Linked DNA regions of Homo sapiens: region 2 is linked to region 1. Evidence: chromatin contacts called from ENCODE Hi-C or POLR2A ChIA-PET data. All regions are on one chromosome and are shown on one strand. Each heading gives the region's core, a stretch centred on a gene start or an enhancer-like site at or near the end of the contact. The rest is flanking DNA. Distances are from core to core; before and after follow the strand shown.

Region 1 (7,415 bases), core at 2,069-4,568:
AAAGTGGGCTGGGAGGGTGTAGGGCAGCTTCACAGTGTTGTTAGAAGTAGCAGGGATGGGAGGTGGTGGTGTACTCTGCACTCAAGAAGCCCACCCCACATCTAACTAATGAAGAAGCAGTGCATGTTTCACTTACTTCTGAGTCTTTGGACCTGAAGGAAAGCCACTTAAATAAACCTTGAGGCTTAGTTTTCATGTCTGAAAAGACCTCCTCCTGGTAAGCATGTGGACACCCTCTTTGGGCTGAATGTGGACACATTTTTAAAATAATCACTTTGCTGCAGAGTGTACATGCAAGCAGGCAGGTTACAGGTTAGAAACTCAGCAAATGCTTTTTGCAAAGATGCCCATGCATGCTGTATCTGTGATTTTGACTGCCAGTTAAGAAGCAGACCTGTAGCAGAAACATCCAAGGCTGAGAACTCCCAAGAGGCAAAGATCAGGGATTGCCCTGCAAACTGGGGGCATTGTGGGAATATCCAAGTCTCTGGCTCCAAAGAAAGAGGTGGAGTGTGCATCCTCCTCCTCAACCTTTAGAGGCTGGTAAAGAGTGGCCTTGATGATTTTCAGTGGAGATTCTTTCTCCTCTGTGGGATGGAAAATAGAGGATTTTACAGAGGGGCTTAAGAGTGGATAAGGTGGGTGACTGTTATCCATGGGTCTCAATTATTTCTGAGCCCTGGTTTGCTGCCCGTGTGTTATAACAATGGGAATTATCCAGTGCTTTGTGACACAGTAGAGATCCATATGCCTACATGTGCATCTTAGTCATTTAAAATTGAACTCTTTGGATGATTTCAGTTTTCACTTTTTGTGGCTTGTGTTTCGGTATCACAGGAAAGTGCCTCACTCCCTTTCGGTATTCTACCAGCATTTCATTCTCTGCCTCAGAAGCTCCCTTGCCTTCTGTGGCTTGAACAGCATCTTCCTCTGTTGGCGTTTGTTTCACCAAACTTACTGTGAGGCCACTTTATTCATTTTGTCCCATGGCTGCATGACAGCTAACCCTCACTCTCCATGTTTACGCTTATCACAGGTTTGAATATTGGCAGCGGTGCATTCGAGACAAAGACAGCTAACAAAATTGCTTCGGAAGCTAGTTTTTCATCTAGTGAAGGAAGTCCTTTGTCAAGGTAAAGTTGTGAAAGCCTTTCTGAATAGCAGCAACAAGATGAGAAATGTCACAGCGCAATGAATTAAACTCTGGCTGCGTATTATTTTGTTGTATGACTTGGAGGGTTATGGTTTGGGTTTTTGTTTATCTAAAATAACAGTTGAAACTTTAGTCTACCTTTGAAAATATTTGCACCAGAGCCAAGTATTGTTTTGCAGCTGTTGTTTCCTTGGTTTAAGACTCAATTGACACCTCAGTGAACCACAAATTAGCGTCTACAGCTGCTCGCAGTAGGACTGCTTAGAGACCACACAATGGAGGTTGTCAGAAAAAGGGCAGAGAGAAAACATCAGGCCTTAAAAGAAATAAAGTGGCATGTTTCTTCTTTTTGTGATGGCTAATATATAAACTAGTAATTGCTGGATATTCATTTTTATTTTCCTCTTTTTTTTTAACCAAGTGTTTAGGCTAGGTTATTCTTTCCTTTTCTAATACTTTCTTGCTTATTTTCCATAAAGAACAAAATTTATCTTTTCACATTTGTCAAACTGTAGCACTCGCTTCTTGTAGGTTTTTTGAGCTGTGATAAGAGAGTTGTGTGCTGAATTTGTCATTAACATAAAATACTAATCACAGTAGCTTCAGGTCACTTAGAATTTATAGATGGGAATATAAGCCATCACCTGATGAAATACCCTACTCTTTTGCTTTGAGCTAAATATTGTTTAAAATGGCATAGCAACTTTCCTTTTGGAACAGCATTGCTCAGTAAAAAGGTGTCCTTCAGATGATTATATTACATTTGAATTAACTGCTTGTCTCTGATGAAATTTTAGAACAGGAACTTTACATTTCTAGTATAACATATAATGTTCCATAAGAGAAAATGATTTGAACCAGAAATGCTGAATTTTTTAAATGAAAAAAATCCTATTTTTATTCATATTTTATAAACAATACAATGTTTTTAGAACCTGGAGTATATTAAAATGAGATTGAATTTCTAAAATTATAAGTTTTAGAAACTTGACAAGTTAAGTTTTAGAGAAATAACTCATTTAATTTTCAGAAGTTATTATTTTTAATGCCTGAGTTTTCGTCCATATTTTTGAAGGAAGTGGGAGGTAAATGGGACAGGAAGAGTGTTAAAGTATTATGTTATTATGATTGTATTATAAATTCAAGTTCTAGGTCTCCTAAAAGAAAGTTTAAAAGACAGTAAATTCTACAGATAATTTTCAGGGCCGAATGTTACCATTTGGCTTAATAATATATAGAGGCACTAAAAAACTCACTTCTTCCTAAACAGTCTTTACGTAGGTTCTTTGGGAAATTTTTAAAGACATTGAGAAAGCAATTGGATTTTGTAAAACATTTCTCAGTCTAATAATTTCACATCTTGTCTATATTTTACTAAACTAAAATCAAGCATTTTCCTCCTTCAAATTGAGACAGAGGTATTTTGTTATTAGTATCGTTTCCGTATGAAATTAATTTCCTAATAAATTACAAGTAATCTCATCATCCCCTTTAAGAAAACAAAAAAAAAAACCACACAAAAAGGCCTTGAAGGAACTCTTGGTTCTAGGCACTTGATAATAATCCAGTGATGAAAAGGTCTGGGTCCAGAGTGCGTGGGTTTGGCGTGCTGTTTGTCACGGTTTGGTTCTTGTGCTGGGCTTGGTGTTGTTCATATGCCACCCTGGGCTTTGGAGAGCTCCAGTTTTGCTGTTTGTGCTGGATTCACTGAAATTTCTTAGAGGCTTACATTTAAGGATCCCACTTACTGCAGTCACTCCTTGTGCTTTATTGCTTTTACAAGTGGTCTCGAAACCCGGTACTTGAGAATAAACATAACAGTGCAGTGCTGCTGTAGCACTTTTAAAATTCTTCTTTGCTCTATTTTGTCAGTGAGCTGATGAGCAACCTCAAAAAAAGAAAAAAAAAAAACCCACTGGACCTAAAAAAAAAAAAAAAAAAAAATGGCTTCCTCTGATGTCCTAGAGACAATAATTATGATGTGCTAGTTAAGCCCAAACTACAGCTGAGGGATTTTACTTTAAAGCAGCGGCTTGGGCGCAAAAATGCATTTATAGCTCTTTGTCTGCACCTCATTATGTGTGGGCCTGATTCATTAAGTAATTGGTTTGCAGTTGTTTACATGAGTATTAAGGCCTTCTTTTCAGCCGCCTTTGAGAGATACATTGTGCAAATGTTGCCTGTGATGAATGCAGAATGAGGGCCAGAGGGTCCGTCCTATTGGCTAAACAGTGCACTCCTGTTGAAAAGCCAGAGAAAGGGATTGGGTGCTGCTTTGCATAGCAATGACTTTCTTAATAAGCGTTACAGATTAATACACACAAGCTATAAAAGATGCAAAGAGATACTCTTAGCACATTTATACATGCTCATTTCATTGTGATGGTGGTGGGGTTCGGGTGCTTTCATATTCCGTTTTTCAGAGCAGCAGCTTCAGTGCATGAGCCGTAATAGAATCCGATGTTTATTGTATTATAAATCACGGGCAAGTAGGCAGATTGGCAACAGTTTATTATTAAAGATTCTTTCAGTGTAAATCTTTTTCTACCATTGTATTTGCTTCAGCAAAATCATTTTGTGGTTGAGTGGGGATGAAAAGCATAATGTACGAAGGAGTGAGTCCTAATAGGAAGCCGTTCTCCAAGTAAAGACCACTTGTTCCCTTTTGTTCAGGGGTGCATGCCAGAGCTTCCTCTCCTCTGCAAACATTGTCTCGCTTTACCTTCCCCAGCAAGCGGTTTTCACTCTCCCGGATCCATTTGTTCAATGGAGAGTATATTTTAAAAGCCTGCCCTTAGCTTACTGGTTCCTGCCTTGTAACTTCAGCTTACTGGTTGGACCAGATAATGTTTTACCAAAAGGAAAGGGTGTGTGCTTGCAACATAATTGCCTGGGGGAAAGGTAGCAGAAGTCACCCCGCCACTGTACCCTGGCAGGGCCACCGTGGGTGGCATTCTGTGCCAGCCTTGCAGCCACCAGAGCGGCCAGTGGAGGGCGCCAGCCTGCAGCTGATGCTCTGATGGCGGTGGCATTTTCTGTCTTTGCCTGGTCACTGTGCCATTTTCCCCAGGATAACATAAAGATTATAAGGAACCAATAGTCCAGTGAAATAAAAATGAGTTTTTCCTGAAAGTCCTTTAGGTTCTTATATAAAAGCACTCTTCTCTGTCTTGGGTTTGGCACATCTCCATTCTTAAATTCCACTGAATTAGCAGCTTCCTAAATATGTCACGTTTCTTATCACAAGCCTACATACGTTGTTTTTTCTGCACAAAGCAAATAAGAACAATCGCTTGATTATTTGAAGAGAAAAAGTTAAGTTGACCTCAGGCAGCTGAAAGTGGCATCTTCTGTAGGAACCCCGATTAACCATCAGGGGGCGCTCAGACTTTGTTAAATTACTGGTAGGCCTTTAAAACCTAAAATTAGTGTTTACAGAGATTTGTTGGCATAGTCATTGGGATTTTTTTCTTTCTGGATTATTTTTTGCCTTCTGTTTTTCAGAAACATATGTCTGTTTTGAGGAACGTTCAAGCTGAAATTGCTCCTTTAGAAATTGTAATACTGATTTCCACTAGCAGTCAAAAATTATTACAAATTTTAGAATTTGGAGTCTAAAGACTATGTCTTATAATAAATTAGCTATTTTCAGCCTTCTAATAAGACTCCAGAACTGGAAGGATACTTCCTGCTGCCGGGAGCCATTCCTCCTTATCCTGGACATCATAGACAGTGCTCCTGGCAGGACCCTCTGAGTCTCATTGCCACACTCAATTGGTGAGGCCTCAGAGTCACAATAACTTGGGTATATTTGTTAATGGGCCATGGCTATTTTTTCTTTTTTTAAAAAAATGATATGACAGGCCAGGCGCAGTGGCTCATGCCTGTAATCCCAGCACTTTGGGAGGCCGAGGCAGGCAGATCACTTGAGGTCAGGAGTTCAAGACCAGCCTGGCCAACATGGTGAATATCCCTATCTTTACTAAAAATACAAAAAAAATTAGCCAGGTGTGGTGGTGTGCACCTGTAATCCCAGCTACTTGGGAGGATGAGGCAGGAGAATCGCATAAACCTGGGAGGCAGAACTTGCAGTGAGCTGAAATTGCACCAATGCACTCATCTGGGCAATGGAGCAAGACTCTGTTTAAAAAAAAAAAAAAAAAAATGATGGCTGGGTGCGGTGGCTCACACCTGTAATCCCAGTACTTTGGGAGGCCAAGGTGGGTGGACCGCCTGCAGTCAGGAGTTCGAGACCAGCATGGCCAACATGGCAAAACCCTATCTCTATTAAAAGTACAAAAATTAGCTAGACATGGTGGCAGGCGCCTATAATCCCAGCCACTCGGGAGGCTGAGGCAGGAGAATCGTTTGAACCCAGGAGGCAGAGGTTGCAGTGCATCGAGATCGTGCCACTACACTCCAGCCTGGGTGACAGAACAAAACTCCGTCTCAAAAAAAAAAAAAAAAAAAAATAGATATTGACCATGAAATCGAGTCAATGTGTTACTAACATTAGGTTTTCCCTCTGTTCTTTCCTCCAAATTCCACCCCCTGCTCCCGCCCTGGGCCAGGAATGAGTATCTGACACCCACCTCTGCTGCCACACACCTCTCAGGAGACCCTTGTTGCCTGCACCTCTGTCAAGCACGGGTAGTCTGCACACTGCACACCCTTCCCAGCCAGCTCCCCTTGTCCCCCTGCTGAAGAACAGTTAACAACCAGACCGCATGTCATGCCCGCGTATGACCCACTATTTCATGTCCCTGGATTTTATTGGAATGCTCTTGCCCCACTCTTTTACCTGGTTAAGGCCTTCTAGATTTTTCAAGGCTTAACCTTCTGAACGTTTCCTAAGCGGAGACCTGGCTGCACAGCATGCCCTTCCTGTGGTCCCCCTAGCTATTTCTGTTATCATCTGTAGTCAGGGCTAGAAGCCATTTCCCAGTACCCTCCCTCCCGCAGTGGGGCAGGCTTCGTTTCATTTATTTATTTATTTAGAGACAGGGTCTCGCTCTGTCACCCAGGCTGGAGTACAGTGACACGATCTCCGCTCACTGCAACCTTTGCCTCCCAGGCTCAAGCAACCCTCCCACCTCAGCCTCCCAAGTAGCTGAGACCACAGGCACATGCCACCATGCCTGGCTAATTTTTTGTGGTTTTGGTAGAGATGATGTTTCGCCATGTTGCCCAGGCTGGTCTTGAACTCCTGAGCTCAGGTGATCCACTCTCCTCGGCCTCCCAAAGTGCTGGGATTATAGGCGAGCCACCATGCCCAGCGGCAGGTTTCTTAATCACCAGTGCTGGATAGTCATTGTGCTTCCTGAGTGAGTAAGCATGGATATATAGCTCCACCATTCACTCTAGTTTGTTTTTTTTTTTTTTAAATAAAAGTCAGTTTGTACAAGTTCCCTCACTTCTGTATGGCATCATGTACTTGAGCTGCAGGGAATCATGCATTTCGTACAGTTATCTGCATAAGGGTGTGAGAGAGAGAGAGAGAGAGTGTGTGTGTGTGTGAGAGGGTGTGAGTGTGTGAGAGAGTGTGTGTGTGTGTGAATGTGTGTGTGGACACATACATTTTCAAAGGGAGACTGGTAATGACTGTGAATATGCCCTCTGCTCATGCATCCCCAGTTTCAGGAAGCAGGACCTGGGTGAACACACTTGCAGAGAGCCTCACTGGGGTTCTTTCCTGGCTGCTGTCTTGTCTGCTGATGGAAAGGTGTCTGGCTTCGGGCCCTGACCTTGATGAGAGCTCTTGGCACATGCTGGAGGCCTGGAATGTCATCCCACAGTTCCACTGTCATCAGTTCTCAGCCAACCCCACTGTTGCCTTTTCAGCCAATTTCATGGTGTTTATTCTGGTGTCAGTCTCCTCACCGGAGCGTGGGCACCTCAAGGGCATCGAGCGAGTCTGTCTTGTTTGCTGCTGCAGCCCCAGCACAGAGTCCGATGCCTTGCTCTGCCCCTGCTCTTGGAAGGCCTGGCTGAGGCAGTTTCCCTGTCTCTTCCCATTTCAAGGGCACCCACTCATCAGGTTCCTCGAGGAAGAAACTTCACGCATCTCAGGCCTGCCTTCCCTCCATCTGTCCCCAAACCTCCCATTCCTTGACCCCTGTGCCTAAGTACTCATCACTTCCACTTAGAACCCACGGCTGCACATCAGCAAACTGAGTACATGCTTTTGTTGATCCAAATGTGCTGACAGTGCAGTGGCACTGCTTACTGAAGTCTGCTGTCTGCAGGCTGTCACACAGGATTG
Region 2 (7,415 bases), core at 2,731-5,230, 89 kb after region 1:
ACCCCTTTTTGCTATTAGGGCAAATATATTACACATATATTACATTCTGCCTTATAAGCTCAACATTATACTATGTAATATTTATACAATTGCTTTTTAATTCAATTAAGAGAAGAAAGGAGGGAAAATATACTTGTGCTTATTGTTTGCATGGACTTGAATTACCATCTAGAGTCACTTGCTTTAGTAACTTTAGTAAACTTTTTGTAACTTTATAGCTTGAAGAACTTCGTTTAGTAGTTTTTGACAGTGTGGTCTGTTAGCAATAATTCTCTCAGCTTTTTATTGATCTGAGTCTTTATGTCACCCCAGTTTTGCACTATAGCTTTTCTGGACTGAGAATTCTTGGTTGACAGGGTTCTTTTGTTGTTGTTTGTTTGTTTCCACTTCTTTACTGCTTTTTATGTTATCCCACTACCTATTGGCATCATTTATTTATTTATGTATTTATTTATTTATGTATTTATTTATTTATTTATTTTGAGACGGAGTCTTGCTGTGTCACCCAGGCTGGAGTGCAGTGGCACGATCTCGGCTTACTGCAAGCTCCACCTCCCGGGTTCACGCCATTCTCCTGCCTCAGCCTCCTGAGTAGCTGGCACTACGGGCGCCTGCCACCACATCCGGCTAATTTTTTGTATTTTTAGTAGAGACAGGGTTTCAGCGTGCTAGCCAGGATGGTCTCGATCTCCTGACATCGTGATCGGCCTGACTTGGCCTCCCAAAGTGCTGGGATTACAGGCGTGAGCCACCACGCCCGGCCTTATTTATTTATTTTTGAGATGGAGTCTTGCTGTCACCCAGGTTGGAGTGCAGTGGCGTGATCTTGGCTCACTGTAACCTCCATCTCCCGGGTTCAAGCGATTCTCCTGCCTCAGCCTCCCGAGTAGCTGGGGCTACAGGCATGCACCACCACACCTGGCTAATTTTTTGTATTTTTAGTAGAGACGGGGTTTCACCATGTTGGCCAGGCTGATCTCGAACTCCTAAATTGTAGATCTTTCCAGGAATTAGTTTCTGACGTCAGTGTTTGGTATTTGTGCTAACACCAGGAGGGCTCCTCCCAGCCATCTTAATCCCGAGTTTTCTTCTGCAAACTAGCCTGTAGTCCAGGCCTGTATCTTCATTAGATCTATTAGTCTCCTCCCAGTTGCTCTTCACCATAGCTTGCACTGTTTTGGTTTGTTTCTTTGTATTTGAGACAGGGTCTCACTCTGTTGCCCAGGCTGGAGTGCAGTAGTGCGATCTTGGCCCACTGCATCCTCAACTTCCGGGGCTCAGGTGATTCTCCCACCTCAGCCTCCTGAGTAAGCTGGGATTACAGGTATGCTATCACACCTGGCTAATTTTTTGTAGAGATGAGGTTTCACCATATTGCCTAGGCTGATCCCAAACTCCTGGGCTCAAGTGCTCTGTCTCGGTGTCCCGAATTGCTCTGATTATAGTTATGAGCCACTGTGCCTGGCTGTGTGTGTGTGTGTGTGTGTGTGTGTGTGTGTGTGTGTGTGTGTGTGTAGGGTCTCATTTTGTCACCTAGGCTATAGTGCAGTAGTGGCACAATCAGCTCACTGTAGTTTCCAACTCCTGGGCTCATGCAGACCTCTGCCTTAATCTCCTAGGTAGCTGGGACTACAGGTACATGCCACTGTACCTTCCTGATTCTTGATGGGGCTCCAGGACTCTTATGTTCCCCAGGCTGGCCTTGAACTCCTGGGTGCAAGTGATTCTCCCGCTTCAGCCTCCCAAAATGCTGATTACAGGCATGAGCCACTGGGCCTCATTCTACTTTCACTGTTCTTGAGAACAGCTTTTTTTTGTTTGTTTTTTAAACTTTACTGTGCACTTTTGCAAATGAATTTTGTTCTAAAATTTTTACAGGTTTTCTTGATTTGCTTGCTGTTTGCCCTCAGGATCATTTCCAAAGGCTTTAAATGTTTTTGTTTTAAAAGTAATATTTACCAGTTTCACTGGGGAGCAGGTCGTTGAAGCTCTTCATGCTGTCATGTTAGAATAAAATCTTCTGATAAGACTTTATTTAGCAAATGATGATCAATGTCACACACCTTGCCTATTTTGTATCCTCTGTAGTACCTGATATAGACCTTGGTACACATCACTTTGAATCTAGTGAAATTACAATTAATTAGTCTAACATACTGGTTAAGGTACCATCTCTGAGTCATGGTTTTAAATCCTAGTTCCTGAATCTATAGTAGTGTGACTTTGGAAAAGCCACTTAACCTCTCTAAGCATTTGTGTTCTTAATTGTAAGTGGGATACTCCAGACCTCACAAGGTTGTTGTGAGGATAGAATGGAATAATCCATGAGTAAAAGCCCTTGTAACAGTGCTTATCACGTTAAGTGCTCCGTAAATGCTAGTGGTAATTATTAGTCCTCATTCACTAACGTCGTATAAAAATGAAGATCTAACACACGTACAACTTGAAAAAATACTAATCACCCATAAGTGTTAAAATTGTCTTATTATAGGTTGAATTTTTAAGCCAAAATACTGTAATTTCAATTTTTCATTAGCCCTTTGGCCATTTCTCTCTAAAATATCACCCATGGTTTGAATTTCTTTTCATAGTTCCAAGCTTCTTTAAGGGAAATCTGAAACTGAGTTGTATGGTTTGGCATATGACTTCCATCAGTGGGATACTCCTGTTGCCCTGGAACCTCAGACATGATTCATGGTTTTTCTAATGTTCCTGTTAAATCCTTTGTAGGTTTAAACAAAAACAATGCATCTACTGAGCTATTGGTGGTGGTTTCTCCTCATAAGGTTGACTGGAACAGTGGGTTGGCATGAAATTCATTTTAGGGATATACTTCAAAACCTGTGTAATGTATATTTATACAAACATTATTTGTATATTTGTATTATCTTTACTTCTTTAAATACCTTCTTTATCTTGATTTCTTGGCATTTTCATGCACAAATATAATGATATCCCAACTGCCTATTTGGAATAAATATATCCCCTGCTTTATCCATGAAGTCACGAAGGAGCAGGCTTCCTACTAGGCAGAGCTACCTTGACTGCCAGCCTTCTGGTAGGGGTGCTCTCTGTTCCTTCCTAGGCATTGTTACTCAGCCAGGGCACTGCACTGCCTTTCTAACCTAAGCCTTCACATTCTCTGGGAGCTTCTGTCTCAAGTTGCCTGGTTCACATGGGACCTGGGTGGGTGAAGGGAGAGGAGAGGGCAGGAGTTGACCCATCTGGCTGTTGCTGTGACTGGCGCTGATGAATCATCCAGAAGCTGTCCCTTGAGCCTCCTCTCTGGGCCTAGAGCCCTCTTGTGTTAGCCCACCTTTGGCAGCATATCTCTTCTCACATGTTGGAGGTACTGCACTCCATCTTCAGTTAGGGCTATTGGTTGCCCATATTTTAGGTATCACTCATCATTTCTCAGCCACAAATTCTGGTTTTCCGCCGTAGTTATACAGTAGATTTGTTTGTTTGTTTGTTTGGTCTTTCATGTGGTCTTGGGGTAGAAAGGGAAGACTGCAGTGTGTGTTCAGTCTGTCATCTGGGGAATCCAAAAAATAATTAAAAGTCATTACTTGAAATACATTGGTTTTAGGGTTCAGAGTGGCTCTCCTTTTAGCTGCCCTTTGATTAAGGATCTCTCTTTAACTGAACAGGAAACGTGTTGGTATAGCATTGGACAAGGTTCTTGAGGAGTCAGTTCTTTGTTGAGCATCAGAGTCTTCTCTTGATGAAAGGAATTCTAAAGTTACATAATAAGTGTGTTGGACATGTCTACAGTACTCTTGAGGGGAAAATATATTCAGTTTTCTTACTGGGAATACCTGGAGCTCTTTTCTCAAAATTAGGACCCACCTACTCCGTACTTTATTTTTTTTCCTAGGTAGTAGAAGTAGAAATTCTCATGTAGCTCCACTCCATATGAAGAGCTGTGCCTTTTCTTGTGCTAGGCACTAGGGCAGGGATTAGCCTGCTGGTGACGTCCTGTTTTTGTGAGTCAGGTTTTATTGGAATACAGCCATGTCCATTCATGTTGTGTTGTTTATGGTTGCTTTCACTCTTCAAAGGCAGATATTAGTTGTTGCAGCTGAGATCATATGGCCAGCAGGTCTGAAATATTTACTGATTTTTTTCCTGGAGGGCACAAAGAATGAGTTTTGATTTTCCTGAGTGTGGTGGGCCGTTGGACAGGATGAAGGTGGATGTGGACTTTGGGGTGTAGAGGTTAGATGAAGAGGCAGAGAGCCTCTTGCCATCATAGAGTTTGTTTTAATTTTGGGGTCATCAAATTATCTTTTTCTATAGACTCCACCCACCCCCCCAAGAATTGACCTGCTTTTTTCTTTACCACTTATTCCACTCACTGTTCCTGATCAAGCCTTTTTTTCTTGATTCACAGCATGTATGTACAGAAGATTGTCTAGTAGCTTCTTCTCTGTTCTGCCTTAAATCCCTTTTGTTATTCTTTCCCTCCAATTCTAAGTGCAACTTGAAGCCCAGTTGCATTCCCGTGATTCCTTCTCAAAGACAGTCAATATCCTGAAGTTGGTGTTTATCATTCCTTTGCTTTTCACCATGCTTTCATTGCATATGTATTCGTCCCTGAGCAATATTGAATGCTGTTTTATTTATTCATAACTTTCTGTAAGTGGTATACTGTATATGTTCTTTTTTTTTTTTTGGCCTAGTATGTTTGTGACCATCTAGCTCTAGCTCTTCCAATCTCACTTGCATCTCACAAGTATATGGATGTTATATGAGCTTATTCTTTTCCTGATGGGCTTGTTTCCTTTCCTCTAAGTTGATCTGTTTACTTGTTTAAGAGATGAGATCTTACTCTGTCGCCCAGGCTGGCATACAGTGGTGTGATCATAGCTCACGGCAGCCTTGAACTCCTGGCCTCAAGCAATCCTCTCACCTCAGCTTCCGAAGTAGCTGAGACTACCCGCACATACCACCATACCTGATTTTAAATTTCTATTTCTAACAGCTTTATTGAGATATAATTTGTGTATCATGAAATTGACCTGCTGAAAGTGTATGATTCAGTGGTTTTTAGTATATTTACAGAGCTGTGCAATCATCACTATTATCTGATTTTAGAGGGTCTTCATTCTCAAAAGTAATTAGCAGTTGCTACCCATCTCCCTCCCCTGTCTCCACCCTCACCTGAAGCAACCATTAATCTACTTTTTATATTTGCAAACATGTCTATTTTAGACTTTTCATATAAATGGGATTGTATAGTACTTGGTACTTCATGACTGGCTTCTTTCACTTAACCTAATGTTTTTGAGCTTCATCCATGATGTAGTATGTACATGATGGGCTTTTAAATTGCTTACAGTTTTTGCTGTTACAAGTGATGCTTTATATGTGCTTGAGGAACTGTTATTTTTTTAAGTGACTTTTATTGTTAATAGTAAAAATTAGATCTCATAGTCTTAATCTCTTGCTGAGGCTCTGGAAGAGAAAAACAAAGGAAGTAACATTTACAAAAACATAATTGAGTATCTCTGGCAGTGAGTAAGCCCTTATCTTTTGAGGAACTCAATGTAGCTGGGGTAGATTGACTAACTGTAAAACAGTGGAAGTGCTACAAGTGAATAAGCAAAATTATGAGGAAATTCAGAAGGAACAATTTCTTGGGAGATATGTACAAGGTGTTATAAAGTGAGTGACATTTGATTTGAGTGTAGACCCTGGAAATTAGTAATTTTTCAGGAAGTGGGTGTTGACAAGGGAGGAAGAAGGTGTTCTGAAAGAAGCATCATGTGACGGCATTGAGAGATCAAAAGGCATTTTCCAGGAACTTACAAGAGAGTGAGTGGGCTTCAACAATAGTATGGCAGGATAGGAGACTAGGAAGGCTCCAGGCTCATTGATAAACACCTGCTGTGAGAATCATTAGAAAAATTAGGTAAGATTAAGGACGTACACTTTTATGTTTTAGAAAGAGAACTCTGACAATGCAGAAAGTGAGCTGGAGACCAGAGAGTCTAGAGGTGGGGTAGACTAGATGAAGGTTGTTGTGCTCTTTTAGGTTAGAGATGGTAACTTCTTGTTGTTCATGGTGGTGGGAATGAAAGGAGATGAAGTAGGTAAGCATTTTTTACGTTACTTTGACAGGACTTACTGATGTGAGTGGTGAGGGAAATGAATTTTAAGATGACTCCCATGATTTCTCACTTGAACAACCTGAATGATTTGTGAATTTTCTAAACATCTACATTGTCAAAAATAACTTGTGTTAGAAGCCATCCACTTTCTACAGATAAAATATCTGCTTCAGTTTGCTTTAAGGAATAAAATAACTTATTATAATTTAAAGGTTACTTGAAGTGTTTTATTTCCAGTTCAGAAATGAAACACAAGTTCATATTGAGCCTAGGATCTGTCATTTTTAGACTTGAACAATCAAACTACTATTAATTATCACTTCCTCATAGCCAAAAGAATGCAATGGTGTAAAGATTCCAGTTGATGCCAGTAAACCTAATCCAAATGATGTGGAGTTTGATAATCTGTATTTGGATATGAATGGAATCATCCATCCCTGTACTCATCCTGAAGACAAGTACGTAACCCATTTTTGTCACTGATATAGCAAATCACAGAGGAAACATTATATTATATTACATTGTTTGGTTGTCATTATAGACCAGCACCAAAAAATGAAGATGAAATGATGGTTGCAATTTTTGAGTACATTGACAGACTTTTCAGTATTGTAAGACCAAGAAGACTTCTCTACATGGCAATAGATGGAGTGGTAAGTGCTAAAATAATTAGAAGCCTCCATTTTGTTTTTTTTTGCTGTGTTACCAGTGTCTAGAATGAAAGTCAGCTAAATAATGAAAAATGTTGACAGTGATGAACTTGAGAAAGAAAGCCTCATCCTTCAGTCATTCATTCAGATGTTTTTTTGTGTGTGTGTTTTGTGCTTATTTTGTGCTCAGTACTGTGAAATACTGGGGATGTTGGCGACTGCCCTTGCTTTTGAACTTTTGGCTTACTGTCAAAGGGAAGGAGGCATAGATAAATGGGTGAGCTTAATTATTTATAGGCATTATAAGCACTAGATAATACATGCAGGGTGTTGAGGGAAGAGGAAGTCAGTGCTACTAAGGAAGTTAGGATATAGAGAAGAGGTGACTTTTGTTCCATTTCTTTAACAATGAAGAATAATTGGGAGATTGGTGGGTGGTGGTGGGAGATGGATGGGACAGGGTTTGGGGAGGGAGGACCTTCCAGATTTCTCAAATGTGGCAGGTAAACACACTTTCCGTGCCTTTGACCACACTGACATGTTTTGGCAACTACAGGTGGTTTGAATTGAGAAGGGAAGTATAGCAAAAGCTTGAGAAAGCCTTACCGTCTGGAGTTTGGACTGTATCCTATAGGCAATGAGTAGTCATGAA

What was found. Hi-C counts contacts between places; a loop is a spot of excess contacts on that map. ChIA-PET counts read pairs that join two places held with the same protein, here RNA polymerase II (POLR2A). Pooled maps may share reads with other maps.
Region 2: a map of gastrocnemius medialis shows a loop between it and region 1 (2.7-fold over the local background). The contact joins two enhancer-like sites. A Hi-C loop is called at or near these places in 1 of 168 maps with a recorded cell type or tissue (gastrocnemius medialis) and 5 of 50 pooled maps. POLR2A ChIA-PET finds 5 or more read pairs at or near these places in 4 of 52 experiments (MCF 10A, WTC11, activated CD4-positive, alpha-beta T cell and 1 more).

The regions. Positions count from the first base shown.
Region 1 is chr20:21,231,698-21,239,112 of GRCh38, forward strand. It overlaps KIZ (kizuna centrosomal protein), which reads left to right. Exons shown (of 13, transcript NM_018474.6): 11 at 1,037-1,133. Among named protein-coding and RNA genes, the nearest start is that of KIZ-AS1, 17 kb to the left of the region's middle. RefSeq lists an enhancer at 2,455-4,897. Within about 2 kb of position 3,319, at least 3 of the 41 ENCODE cell types and tissues checked have a DNase peak (open chromatin) inside an H3K27ac peak, as active enhancers do.
Region 2 is chr20:21,319,836-21,327,250 of GRCh38, forward strand. XRN2 (5'-3' exoribonuclease 2) reads left to right here. Exons shown (of 30, transcript NM_012255.5): 2 at 6,444-6,571; 3 at 6,655-6,766. Among named protein-coding and RNA genes, the nearest start is that of XRN2, 20 kb to the left of the region's middle. Within about 2 kb of position 3,981, at least 3 of the 41 ENCODE cell types and tissues checked have a DNase peak (open chromatin) inside an H3K27ac peak, as active enhancers do.